Linked DNA regions of Homo sapiens: region 2 is linked to region 1. Evidence: chromatin contacts called from ENCODE Hi-C data. All regions are on one chromosome and are shown on one strand. Each heading gives the region's core, a stretch centred on a gene start or an enhancer-like site at or near the end of the contact. The rest is flanking DNA. Distances are from core to core; before and after follow the strand shown.

The links. Hi-C counts contacts between places; a loop is a spot of excess contacts on that map. Pooled maps may share reads with other maps.
Region 2: a pooled map shows a loop between it and region 1 (3-fold over the local background). The contact joins the promoter of CEL here to the promoter of GFI1B in region 1. A Hi-C loop is called at or near these places in 1 of 168 maps with a recorded cell type or tissue (spleen) and 3 of 50 pooled maps.

Annotation. Positions count from the first base shown.
Region 1 is chr9:132,976,761-132,982,741 of GRCh38, reverse strand. GFI1B (growth factor independent 1B transcriptional repressor) reads right to left here and starts at 4,048. Exons shown (of 7, transcript NM_001377304.1): 1 at 3,901-4,048.
Region 2 is chr9:133,058,600-133,064,580 of GRCh38, reverse strand. It overlaps CEL (carboxyl ester lipase), which reads right to left and starts at 2,600. Exons shown (of 11, transcript NM_001807.6): 1 at 2,513-2,600; 2 at 27-177. The coding sequence starts at 2,578. It overlaps LOC124902325, which reads left to right and starts at 3,249. Exons shown (of 2, transcript XM_047424377.1): 1 at 3,249-3,832. The coding sequence starts at 3,249. RefSeq lists enhancers at 2,885-3,637, 3,638-4,389.

The sequences.
Region 1 (5,981 bases), core at 2,799-5,298:
CTTCCTTTTGGCCCCTGTTAGCAGAGTTGTTTTTTTTTTAAAGAAAAAACAGGAACCAATCACCTATACTGTAGTTAATTAACAACCACTTGGTTTTGATTGACATGAACTCCGTTCTGAGAAGGAGCTAAGAGCAGAGATTATGAAAGAAGCTCAGGAATTCTTCATAAAACAGAGGACTTGATGGTATCGGACCTCCGGAAAGAGGCTCACTGTTATCACTCCATAACCCCCGATCCTGATAGAGTCCCCCTGACCCTGAGTCAGAATCTCAGTCAGTGCTTCTTGAAGACAGGCGACCCTGCACCCTGGCAGGAGCCAGCACCCTAACTTCCAGTTGGACTTGGGTCAACAGGCCTGTGATGTCCCTGTAATGAGGCCCCTTTGTTGCCCAAGGAGTTGAGTCTGATTTGGGGTCCTGGAGCTTGTGACCGCATCAGCCACCAACCTGGGGCTTGGTTTTCCTATCTCTTAAAAGGGACGGTTGGGCTAAGAGATTTCTAAACTTCCCTTTTGCTCTAAAATCCCATGTAGAATTCGTTGACCTTCAGTGAGAGATTGAACCACCTTGACTAAAAGACTTGTCACTCGGGTTCCCCTTTTGGGAGGGTTGGGTAAGACTCAGCTGGTTCTCAGGGTCAGCTACAGAGAACCTTTTTGACTTCCTTTATGTTTAAAGACTCAAGGGAGGCCGGGCGTGGTGGCTCACGCCTGTAATCCCAGCACTTTGGGAGGCCAAGGCAGGCGGATCACCTGAAGTCAGGAGTTCAAGACCAGCCTGGCCAACATGGGGAAACCCCGTCTCTACTAAAAATACAAAACTTAGCTGGGTGTGGTGGCAGGCACCTGTAATCCCAGCTACTCGGGAGGCTGAGGCTGGAGAATCACTTGAACCCAGAAGGCGGAGGTTGCGGTGAGCCCAGATGGCGCCACTGCACTCCAGCCTGGGTGACACAGCGAGACTCTGTCAAAAAAAAAAAAGATTCAAGGGGAAAACAAGACTTGTCCGTGGAGGAGTCGGGGGAAAATGAGCCCAGGTCAGGCCCAGGGGCCCCAGCAGAAAGTAATCATCATCATCATCACCATCATTATTATTATTATTTTGAGACAGAGTCTCACTCTGTCACCTGGGCTGGAGTGCAGTGGTTTGATCTTGGCCCACTGTAACCTCCACCTCCCAGGCCCAAGCGATCCTCCCATCTTAGCTTCTCGAGTAGCTGGGACTACAGGCATGCACCACCACAGTTGGCTAATTTTTGTATTTTTTGTAGAGACGGGGTTTTGCCATGTTGCCCAGGCCGGTCTAAATCATCATTTTTATTTGAAATTTAGAAGGAGTTCTCAAATGTCTCCTCCAAAGCTCAGAGAATGCAATGTCAAAAGTGAGTGAATCTACTTCTGGGTATAGACCCAAAATCATTGGAAGGGGAGACTCAAAGAGATATCTGCATACTCATGTTTATAGCAGCACTATTCACAATAGGCAAAAAGTGGAAGCAACCCAGGTTTCATGGCAGATGAATGTCCAAACAACATGTGGTCTATGGCCAGACTTAGTGGCTCACACCTGTAATCCCAGCACTGTGGGAGGCCGAGGTGGGCAGATCACCTGAGGTCAGGAGTTCCAAGACAAGCCTGGCCAAAATGGCGAAACCCCACCTCTACTAGAAATACAAAAATCAGCCAGGCATGGTGGTGGGTGCCTGTAATCCCAGCTACCCAGGAGGCTGAGGCAGGAGAATCGCTTGAACCCGGGAGGCAGAGGTTGCAGTGAGCCAAGATCGCACCATGGCACTCCAGCTTTGTGACAGAGACTCTGTCTCAAACAAACAAACAAACAAACAAAATGTGGTCTAGACATATGATTGAACATTATTCGGCCTTAAAAAGGAAGGAAATGCTGGCGCATGCTACAACATGGATGAACCTGAAGGATTTATGCTAAGTGAAATAAGCCAATCACAAAAGGACAAATACTGTGTGATTCCTTATATGAGTCCCTAAAATAGGCAATTTCATAGAGACAGAAATAGATAGAGGTTGCCAGAGGTGAGGGGAAGGGAATGGAAGTTACTGTGTAATAGGTATGAAGTTTCAGCTTTATGAGATGAAACAGTTCTGTGGATGGATGGTGGTGATGGTTGCACAGCCATGTGGGTGTACTTAATACCATTGAATGGTACGCTTGAAAATGGCTAAAACGGGAAATTTTATGTTATATGTATTTTATCAAAATAAAAAGACAAGTGAGTGAATGAAACTCTTTCTGCATATCTCTATATTATAGACTAAAGCAGCTCCCATTGGCTTGAATTCCTGGCAAGGAACACACGAAAAGCCTCCCTCTAGACTAAGAGGGGGTGGTGTTTGCTGATGTTTCAACCAAGGGTCTGGATATTGTGGCACAGACAGTGAAGAATCCCATTTGATCAGGCTGTTTTCCCTGGGTGATCTGGAGCCATCTGGTCCCAGAGCCTTTGAAAATCCTTGTACTGTCCAATAAGATTCCCACCCACCCTACCCTGCCCCGCTGAAAGCTTCGGGGCAATGGTCTGCGCTGGTTTTGAGTGATTCCATTAATCAAACCGAAACCAGGTATAGCTCTCCAATGTTCCCCAAGAACTCTCTTCAGGAAGACCAAACTCTGACAGAAAGAGCAAGGGGAATTACGCATTTTCTTGTCCAAAGAATTCCTTCTGCAATACTTCCGAGGACAAGAAACTTGACACTTTGCTAGACTTGGAAGAAATATTCTGCCTGTTGCCTACTAAGAAACATGCAGGCGCGTCCAGGCGGTCAGGTGCAGCTCAGCTGGCTTCTAATATCTACCAGACTCATGCCCACAGATTGTAATCGAATTTACTCCCTAAGAACTCGTGAAAGCTCTGGACTTTCTCCCCGGAAAAATGTACACGGGCACATACCCACGGCGATTCTGCAGACCTCCTCTTCACAAGTCCTGTTTTAGAGTGAGCATGTCTCCTCAGATGCCTCAACACTTAAACTTGGTTTTTTTTCTCCAAAAATAGGTGGAAAGGGCTAACAACAGCCACAGGGAAAGGCGAGCTGAAACAGTACCTCTCCATGGTCGGTCCTATTGTTCCTGGAGCCTGGGCAGTGTGTGGGAGAGGGCAGCCCTGTCATCTCCCCTTAGTAGGCTCTGGAGGGGAGAGCGCCTGACTCTCAAAGTGTCCTGGGAATTTGGCTGGGCGCAGTGGCTAATGCCTGTAATCCCAACACTTTGGGAGGCTGAGGCAGGTGGATCGTTTGAGGTCAAGAGTTCGAGACCAGCCTGGCCAACATGGTGAAACCCGTCTCTACTAAAAATACAAAAATTAGCCAGGCGTGGTAACACGCGCCTGTAATCCCAGCTACTTGGGAGGCTGAGGCAGGAGAATCGCTTGAATTCGGGAGGCAGAGGTTTCAGTGCAATCGCACCACTGCGCTCCAGAGTCTCACTCTGTCTCAAAAAAAAAAAAAAAAAAAAAAAAAAAAGTGTCCCAGGAACTTTAGTCAAGTCCCTAAAGTCTGGGACTGTCTCCGAGGGGGAACACAACTCAGGCACTTGGAAGTGTGTCTCCCTGAGCACTGCCCAGGTCCCCAGGACAGCTGGGTTGTGGGTATGACTTTGTGCCCGAAGGTGACGTCTGTCAGCCTAAAATCAAATTTTGAAAAGTGTTTCTGCGCAGCCGGCAAAGGCGCAATTCCTAGCACAGTGGCTCAGACGAGGCTACGTCCTCACCCTGTTTCTCCCTTGGCTCCTTGCCTTCCAGAGCTTTTCCAGCCCACCTCACCTTTCCTAGGACCGCAGGAGGAGCCAGGGAGCCTGCTGTGAAGCCACCTGCGGCGCACAGGCACATTTCAAAACAAAAGCGTAGAAACGCATCCTCCAGCACTCACCTGTCCGGAGCTGTCCCTCGCCTGGGTTCTGCCGGAGCTTCCCGAGGTGGGAACTGCAAAGCCTCTCTCGGGACTGGCCTCCACTCTGTCAACTGTGTGACTCTTTGCACAAATAGATACTTCTCCTTTTTGCTCTGTCTCTCTGTGTGTTTTTCCTCTTCTGTTCCCCTCCCTGATTTTCAATCTGATTATTTGTGTCAAAATCTGGCGGTGAACAAGCAGCCAATGAAGAGAGCGCGGGAGCTCAGCCGTATTTGCTTATCAAAACTTTCCAGGACACAAGACTTCGAATTCTCATTTCTAACCCTCGACACTTGGAGCGGCACGCTTTCTCTCTGCAGAGAAATTCAGAATTTCGCTGGAAATTTTGAATAACATCTGCACAAAAAGAAAGTGATGGCTAAATTATTAAATTTTAAAAATTAAAGTTAGAAAAAGCTCTAACTTATAAAACTCGATTTTGCATAGGGAAGTCATTGCTCTTTGGTTTTTTTCTTCTTTCTTTTCTCTTGCCTTTTTTCTTCCTTCCCTCCTTCCCTCCTTTTTCCTTCCTTCTCTTCCTCCTTTCTTTCTTCCTCCCTCCCTGCCTCCTTCCTTCCCTTCCTTATTTTCCTTCTTCCTCCCTCCTTCTTTCCTTCCCTCCCTCCCTCCTTCTCCTCCTCTCCTCTCTCTCTCTTCCCTCCTTTCCTCCCTCCTTTTTTCCCTGCCTCCCTCCTCGCTGCCTCCTCCCCTCCCTCCCTCCCCAAGTTCAGCACCCTGAGGCTTGTGAGAGCCAGGCTGGTGCAATGCCCCTAGTACCCGAGCCGGCCACATGCATAGAGGCCCCTCTTGTCCTTGCAGAGGTCATATCTCAGAAGAGACATCAAATTTGCATTTCCCCCAGATATGACCTTTGAGCGGGTAGAGGCACCCTGGAGGTGTGGCAGTGAGTTCGGAGGCCAGGAGACGCTCGGCCTGCTGAAGCTGCCATACAGATTGAAGGCCAGGTGCCAGAGCCCGTGTGTGCTGCCCTCTGGTGGCAGACAAAGTGATGGGGAGGCCAGTGGGGGCCTCTGGGGTGTCCCATTGATGCTGGGGGGAGTGAGGGCGGTAAAGCTTGGCTGAGCTGGCTGGGGCATTTCTTCCCATTTGGCAGGGCGTCCCATCCCCTGGCTCCCCACCTTCTCCCTCCTCCTCTGGCCCCCGCCTCCTCCCGCTTGCAGGATGACTGATTTATTTCAGGAGGTTTTGCATAAGATGAGAACGCCACAAACAGAGCACTGTTAGGCTGCTTTGTCTGCTCTTCCAGCCCGGGTGCTGGAGATATTATGTTTCCCTCATAAAGAAAACAAGTCTGGTGACAGGAAGCCCCAATTTAAACTGCAAGTCCAAGGTTCAAAATGAAGAAAAAGGGGTGTTTCAGGCGAGGTCTTTCTGCTGGGCCAGCCCTGGAGCACCAGCCAGGAGGACACAACCCTGTGGTCACCAGGCCTCAGTAATGCTGGGGTGTCAGTCCCAGCCCCAGGCTACAGACAGCAGACCACTGCTCCCAGCTCTGTGGTCTCTCTTGGTGGAAAGAAACATCTTTTTAAAAAATTATTATTGGCTGGGCACAGTGGTTCACGCCTGTAATCCCAGCACTTTGAGAGGCCGAGGCAGGCGAGGATCACTTGAGATCGGGAGTTCAAGACCAGCCTGACCAACATGGAGAAACCCCATCTCTACAAAAAATACAAAATTAGCTGGGTGTGGTGGCACATGCCTGTAATCTCAGCCACTTAGGAGGCTGAGGCAGGATAATTGCTTGAACCCAGAAGGCAGAGGTTGCGGTGAGTCCAGATCGCACCATTGCACTTCAGCCTGGGCAACAAGAGCAAAATTCTGTCTCAAGAAAATTATTATTATTATTATTATTTTCTTAGAGACAGGAGTTGGCTTTGTAGCCCAGACTGGAGTGCAGTGTTGCAATCATAGCTCACTGCAGCCTCGACCTCCCTGGCTCAAGAGATCCTCCTGCTTCAGCCTCTTGAGTGGCTGGGACTACAGGCGCACCACCATGCCTGGTTAATTTTTTTATTTTTTTTAGAGATGGGGTCTTGCTA
Region 2 (5,981 bases), core at 1,351-3,850, 83 kb before region 1:
GCCAGTCCGGCACCACCCACTCCCACCTTGCCAGCCAGGATGTGGCTGAGGATTTTCCAGGGCCTTGGTGGGAGCTGCGAAGGGGATGCCCTTGAAGATGTCCACAGAGTCACCCAGGAGGCCGAGCTTCTTATTGACGCCTTCCACGAACCCACCTTCTGTGTACACGGCGCCCAGCTGCGAGGGAGACACGGGCAGGGTCAGGGGGGCTCAAGCCCCATCGGCCTGAATCCGGAGGGGGCAAGGCAAGCCGACTCCGCGTGCCCAGAGGCAAAGACAGCTTCAAAGCAGGACAGCTCTGCACAGGAGACCCAGGCAGCACCCCCTGCCCTGCAATGCTCAGGGCTTTAGGATTCCTGTTCCTCTCCTTATCCCTGGGGGTGTCCTGCTCCCAGAATCTTAGAGGAAACTGGTTCAACCAGTGTTCCCACTAGGGAAGCCGGCCAAGAGGTGGGATGGAGGTTTGGGTTCTGGCTATGGCCGCCCAGCTTTGACTCCGATCCTCAGTTTCCCCATGTGGAAGACGAGCAACAGCCGTGTCTCCTGTCGGCCTGTTTGCCATCACATGGGAGGCCTGTCCAGCTCCCGGGAGGAGTGTACCCAATGCTCAGTGTACCCGGGATGTTTCACACCAACCTTCCTCCTTTCTGAGGGGTGGGGCCTGCTTTTCCCTCCTCCCATCTCCCTGCACAGGGCCTAGCTGGCTGGGCACAAAGTCGATGGCCCCATGCCCAAGTCCCCACAGTTCCTGAGCCCCCTGCTGGTAAAGAACCCCCTAGGGACCACACCTCCCACCCCCGCCACGCTTCCCTGTGCCATGAAAATGGCCTCTGTGCACCAAGCTGTCCACCCCCACGAGGGGCCTGGAGGTTGGTGCTCATCCACCCTCTGTCCCTGACGGAACTGAGGCTGGGCAGCTTTTGGGCTTGAAGTCACCCTGTTGAGAAGCAGCTGTCTGCCCCAGTGCCACCTCCTGTCCATCTTGGGCAGCAGCTCCCTCTTCCCGTGGTGCATGGTGGGACCAGGTCATTGCTTGCTGGCTGTCACCTGTGCCAGGTTCCAGGTGGGGAAGGGCAGGGTGGCCCTACACCCCCAGGCCCAGCCAGGGTCCCAGCAGCCCTCTGAAGTCTAGGGTGATGGGCCCCCTGTCACACTGGTGTGGGAGAGTGCGGCGGTTGGAACTGGAGGAAAGGAACCAGAAGCAACACATGCAGGCATCGTGGGCATCCCCTGCGAGGCATCTGTGTCTCCTTGTGCCAGTGGCGTGATCCCTGTGCAATTGAGACTGGCCAGAGGGCCTCAGGGTGGGGAAATGGGGAGGGGTCGTGATGACCTGCCGAAGGCCTCTCAGCACCCCAAGAAGAGCTCGCCCAAGAAGAAGGTGACCTCTCCTTTGAGTCAGGAGCCCAGGACCACTGCCCAAACCTCCCGGTCCCAGGGCCAGGGAGTGTGGAGAGCAGGCAGCAGAGGTGGAGACAGGAGTCCCCAGGGCCTGAGACACCGCAGGCGGCAGAACAGCGTGGTTGGGATCTGGGGTCCCCTGTGTGACTCCTGCTGGGGGCAGGGACTGGGCCGGGCACCGACACCGGCTTCCTGTGGGGCTTGGGGTTTCTGTGGCTTCTCCTTCACAGGCAGAGAGGGTAGAATTTATGGATGCCTCGAGAGAGCTCCTGCCTGCCGGCTCTCTTTCTGGAGGGACCCGGACCCGGGTGTGGAGTAGCTCGGCTTTCAGCTTCCTGCACAGGAATAGGAGGCAGCAGCTGTGCCATGCTGGGCAAACTGCCTGCCTGCTTCTCTCCACCCGTCTGCCTGCTCTCCACACTCCCTGCCCCTGGGCCCGTTTCCCCTTCTGTAAAATGGGAACAACAGAGAGGTGGAATCACCAGGATTAGCAAATGTAAATTCAAGAGGCCCAGTTACATTTGAATTTCAGGTAAACAGTGAATTGTTTTTTAGTATGTTTCATTTTTTTCTTTTTCTATTTTTTGAGACAGAGTCTCGCCCTGTCACCCAGGCTGGAGTGCAGTAGCGTGATCTCAGCTCACCGCAATCTCCACCTCCCAGCTTCAAGCGGTTCTCCTGCCTCAGCCTCCCGAGTAGCTGGGATTACAGGCACCCACCACCACGCCCGATTAATATTTGTATTTTTAGTAGAGACGGGGTTTCACCATGTTGGCCAGGCTGGTCTCCAACTCCTGACCTCAAGTGATCCACCCACCTCGGCCTCCCAAACTGGTGGGATTGCAGGTGTGAGCCACTGCGCCCGGCCCATAGAAATTTGTTTCAAATATTGCATGGGACATACTTACACAGCAGTTCTTGGCAGTTTATCTGAAATTCAAATGGAATTGGGCATCCTGTGTTCTACCTGGCACCTGTCCCCATAGAAATGAGCGTGAGTGCCCGGGATCTGCTGCGGGGCTGTGCTGGGCTCTTTCTCAGCCTGGCCCGAAGTTTCCAGATCTGATTGAGCGAGAGAGCAGCAGGACCTGCCCCTCTGCTGGGCTCTTACCTTCGCGGCACTCGCCACTGCCCAGCAGCAGGTGAGGCCCAACACAACCAGTTGCAGGCGCCCCATGGTGAGCATCAGCCTCTGGGTGGCCCTCCCCCTGGGCCTCGGGTATTTATGGAGCTGGATCCAAGGTCACATGCTTGTTCATGAGCTCTCAGGCACTCCCTCCCCTCTACCCCCTCAGGTGCAGGGAGATCCAGTTTTCCCCAAACCCACAGTGCACCTGTGCAGGTTACCACTTACCTGGGAGCAGAGGCAGGTGGCAAGGTGGCGGGTGGTAAGGGGGATGGTGGGGCCGGGCAGGGTGCACAGTGCCCTGCCTTCTGGTTTGTTCACAGGGCTTGGTGTCACTGTCAGAGAAAAGGGCATACTTTGTCTCCATGTCTCCATGCCCTGCTTGTCCCCTAGGTCCCCAAAGGGGCTTCAGAGGGGACCGAGCACGTGACTTCTGGGACAGAAAGGGCAGCATGCTGCAGGCCCTCCACTCATGTGGCTGACCTTATCTGTACGAGCTTTTCCTGGGGCCCGTGGAGCGGGTAGTCCAAGCTGGGTGCGAATCCCAGAGCAGCACAAGGCAGTCCCACTCAAGGGTGTGGAAGTGTCACCATCCAGCCTGATGTGTCCTGGGAGGGAGGACTAGAGGCTCAGGGGGTGTGGGTGGGGGGGTGCGGAGGCATCTAGCCCAACCATGTAGGTTTCCCTGTGGAAACAAAGGGCCCAGCCGAGGCCCTGGGGCATGCCCAGGCAGAGTGACAGAAGGGGAGGGAAAGAGGCCAGTGGGAGGGAAGGGAGAAGGTCGTGTGAGGTTGTGGAGGAGGAGGCGACTCGTATTTTCTGTGAACAGGTATTAATCCTGGAGCCAGGAAAGGCTCTGAGAAGTGAAAGAACACCACGAACAAAGTCTTCAGATGGGGCCTTTAAGCTCAGCCAGTGTGAGGTCACCCTCACCGAGACACTCAGTGGCAGCTCCAGCCACCGCACAGCCCTCTGCAGTGATGGGAACAGGGTGAGGGCAGCCAGAGCCTTCCCACCCAACAGTCCCCCAGGAGACACTGGGGCCTGTGCTTCCCACACCAACCACACTCCCGTTCTGCCACCCCTGCGGCCGGTGCCAGGGACCGAGTGGACCTGCAGAGCCACGTCTGTCCCTCTGTCTGTCGACCACAGCCGGTGCCAGCAATTCAGGAGGCCTAGTGGGCGAGGGAGGCTGGGGAAAGGACTGGAGGGTGGGAGGAGGAGCTCGGCCACAGGAAATAAGGGGCCTGCAGGTGGCTGGGGCGCCCCAGGGCAAAGGCATTTGCCTCAGACCTTTGCTGCAGTGTCATTTACAGTGGCTAAGGAGGAAAGGGGAGGGCAGAGGGGAGGCAGCAGGGAGAGGAAGGAGGTGGGGGAGGGCTGGGGCAGGGCAGAGGGAAAGGAAGGCCCCAGTTTATATCTATGTACATTTTTAGAGCAGCTTTAGGTTCACAGCAAAATTAGAGGAAGATTACAGAGATTTCCCGTATGTCCTCGCCCCACTCCAGTCTCCCCCGTTATCAACATCCCCCACCAGGGGGTACAGCTGTTAACACCTGATGAATCCACATTGACATGTCATTATCACCCGGAGTCCACAGAGGTTTTTTGTTTGTTTGTTTTTTTGAGACAGGGTCTCTGTCACCCAGGCTAGAGTGCAGTGGCACAATCATAGCTCACTGCAGTCTTGAACTCCTGGGTTCGAGGGATCCTCCTGCTTTAGCCTCTGAAGTAGCTGGGATTACAGGCGTGCGCCATCACACCCAGCCGATTTTTGTATTTTTAGTAGAGACTGGGTTTCACCATGTTGGCCAGGCTGGTCTCAAACTCCTGAGCTCAAGTGATCTGCCCGCCTCAGCCTCCCAAAGTGCTGGGATTACAGGCATGAGCCACCGTGCCCAGCCTCATACTTTATTTTTTTAAAATTGGCAAAAAAAAAAAAAAAAAACTTATTTCCTGGCTCTGTCTCTTCCAAAGCCCTAGCAGTAACGAAATCCCAGGAGCAAGCCCCACCCCTGGTGACCAGACTGGGGTCTCTAAACACCATATTCACACCGACTGAGTGCACCCTGGGGAGATGGTTGGGCCGGGTCCGCAACAGGAAATGCCAGGGAGGGGCTGGAGCCTGCAGCATCGTGGTAGCTGTAAGTAAGGAAGGTGCCCAAGACCCAAGGCTTGTGTCAAAGGACTACAGAGGTCAACCTGAGGCCGCCTCTGGGCAAAGATAGACAAGTTGGGCATGAAAAAGCAAGCCTGCAATTGACAGACGTGAGAGTTCACCAGGCAGCCCAGGAAACACGCTCTCCACCCCCTCCTGCCCTGTCACTGGCCCTTGCCAGGGCACTAACTCATTGTTCTGAAAACTGTTAGAGGTGATAACAGGCATTTTCCCTTCTTTTCTGTGAAAATAGTATTTCAGGGTAATCAAACAGACGATGAGGAAGATTCCTTTATAGGATTCCAGCTACTAAATGCAGAGGGAACGATATAATTCAAAAAAATCACCATTTTGCACCCTTAAGGAAGTAGTAGGTCCAGGCAATTATCAACGGCTATTCAAAAGCCATTAAATAGGCTGGACGCAGTGGCTCACACCTGTAATCCCAGTACTTTGGAAGGCTGAGGCGGGAGGATCCCTTGAGCCCAGCCTGGACAACATTAGTGAGACCTCATCTCTACAAAAATTCAAAAATTATCTGGGCATGGCGGTACACAACCTGTAGTTCCAGCTACTCAGGAGGCTGAGGTGGAAGGATCACCCGAGCCCAGGAGGTTGAGGCTGCAGTGAGCCCTGATTGCATCACTGCACTCCAACCTGGGTGACAAAGCAAGACCATCTCAAAAAAAAAAAAAAGACCCACAAATGAAACAAAAAACCACAGAAACCCAAAAACCGTTAGATAAAAGACCAACACATCAGGCTGACAACACCTAAACCTGCTGGTCAATCCTAGTAAGCAGACCTCCCGTGCATGCAGACTGACGCAGCCTAGGAAGAGACCTTGAACCCGAATCTGGCTGAGCCTCCACCTGTCCCCAGGAAATACAGGGGAGAGAGGAGCAGGTTCAGCACCACACAGAAGCAACCAGCCAATCCAGAACAGGGCCATTCTCTGACAACTGACTGTTTCTTCAACAAATACTCGGCACGCACACAGGTTGGGAGGGAGTGCTGCTGCCGACTTGGGGAGACACAAGAGGTGCCTCAGCCAAGGGCAACATGGGGAGCGGGGCCAGGCAGGCAGGCTCGGTGGGCTCAGGACCCACTAGTTTCACACTGGGCAGCCACAGGACAGCAGGGCCCGTTTCCCATGACTTTGTCAAGAAGGTATTCATTTAGAGAAGAACTGACCCCAGGCCTGGAGTCCTCCTAGCTGCCCTCACCCAACCCGACCACATGTGAGGGGGGCACAGGCCAGCACTGCCAGCATGTCACTGAATGAATGAAGGAATG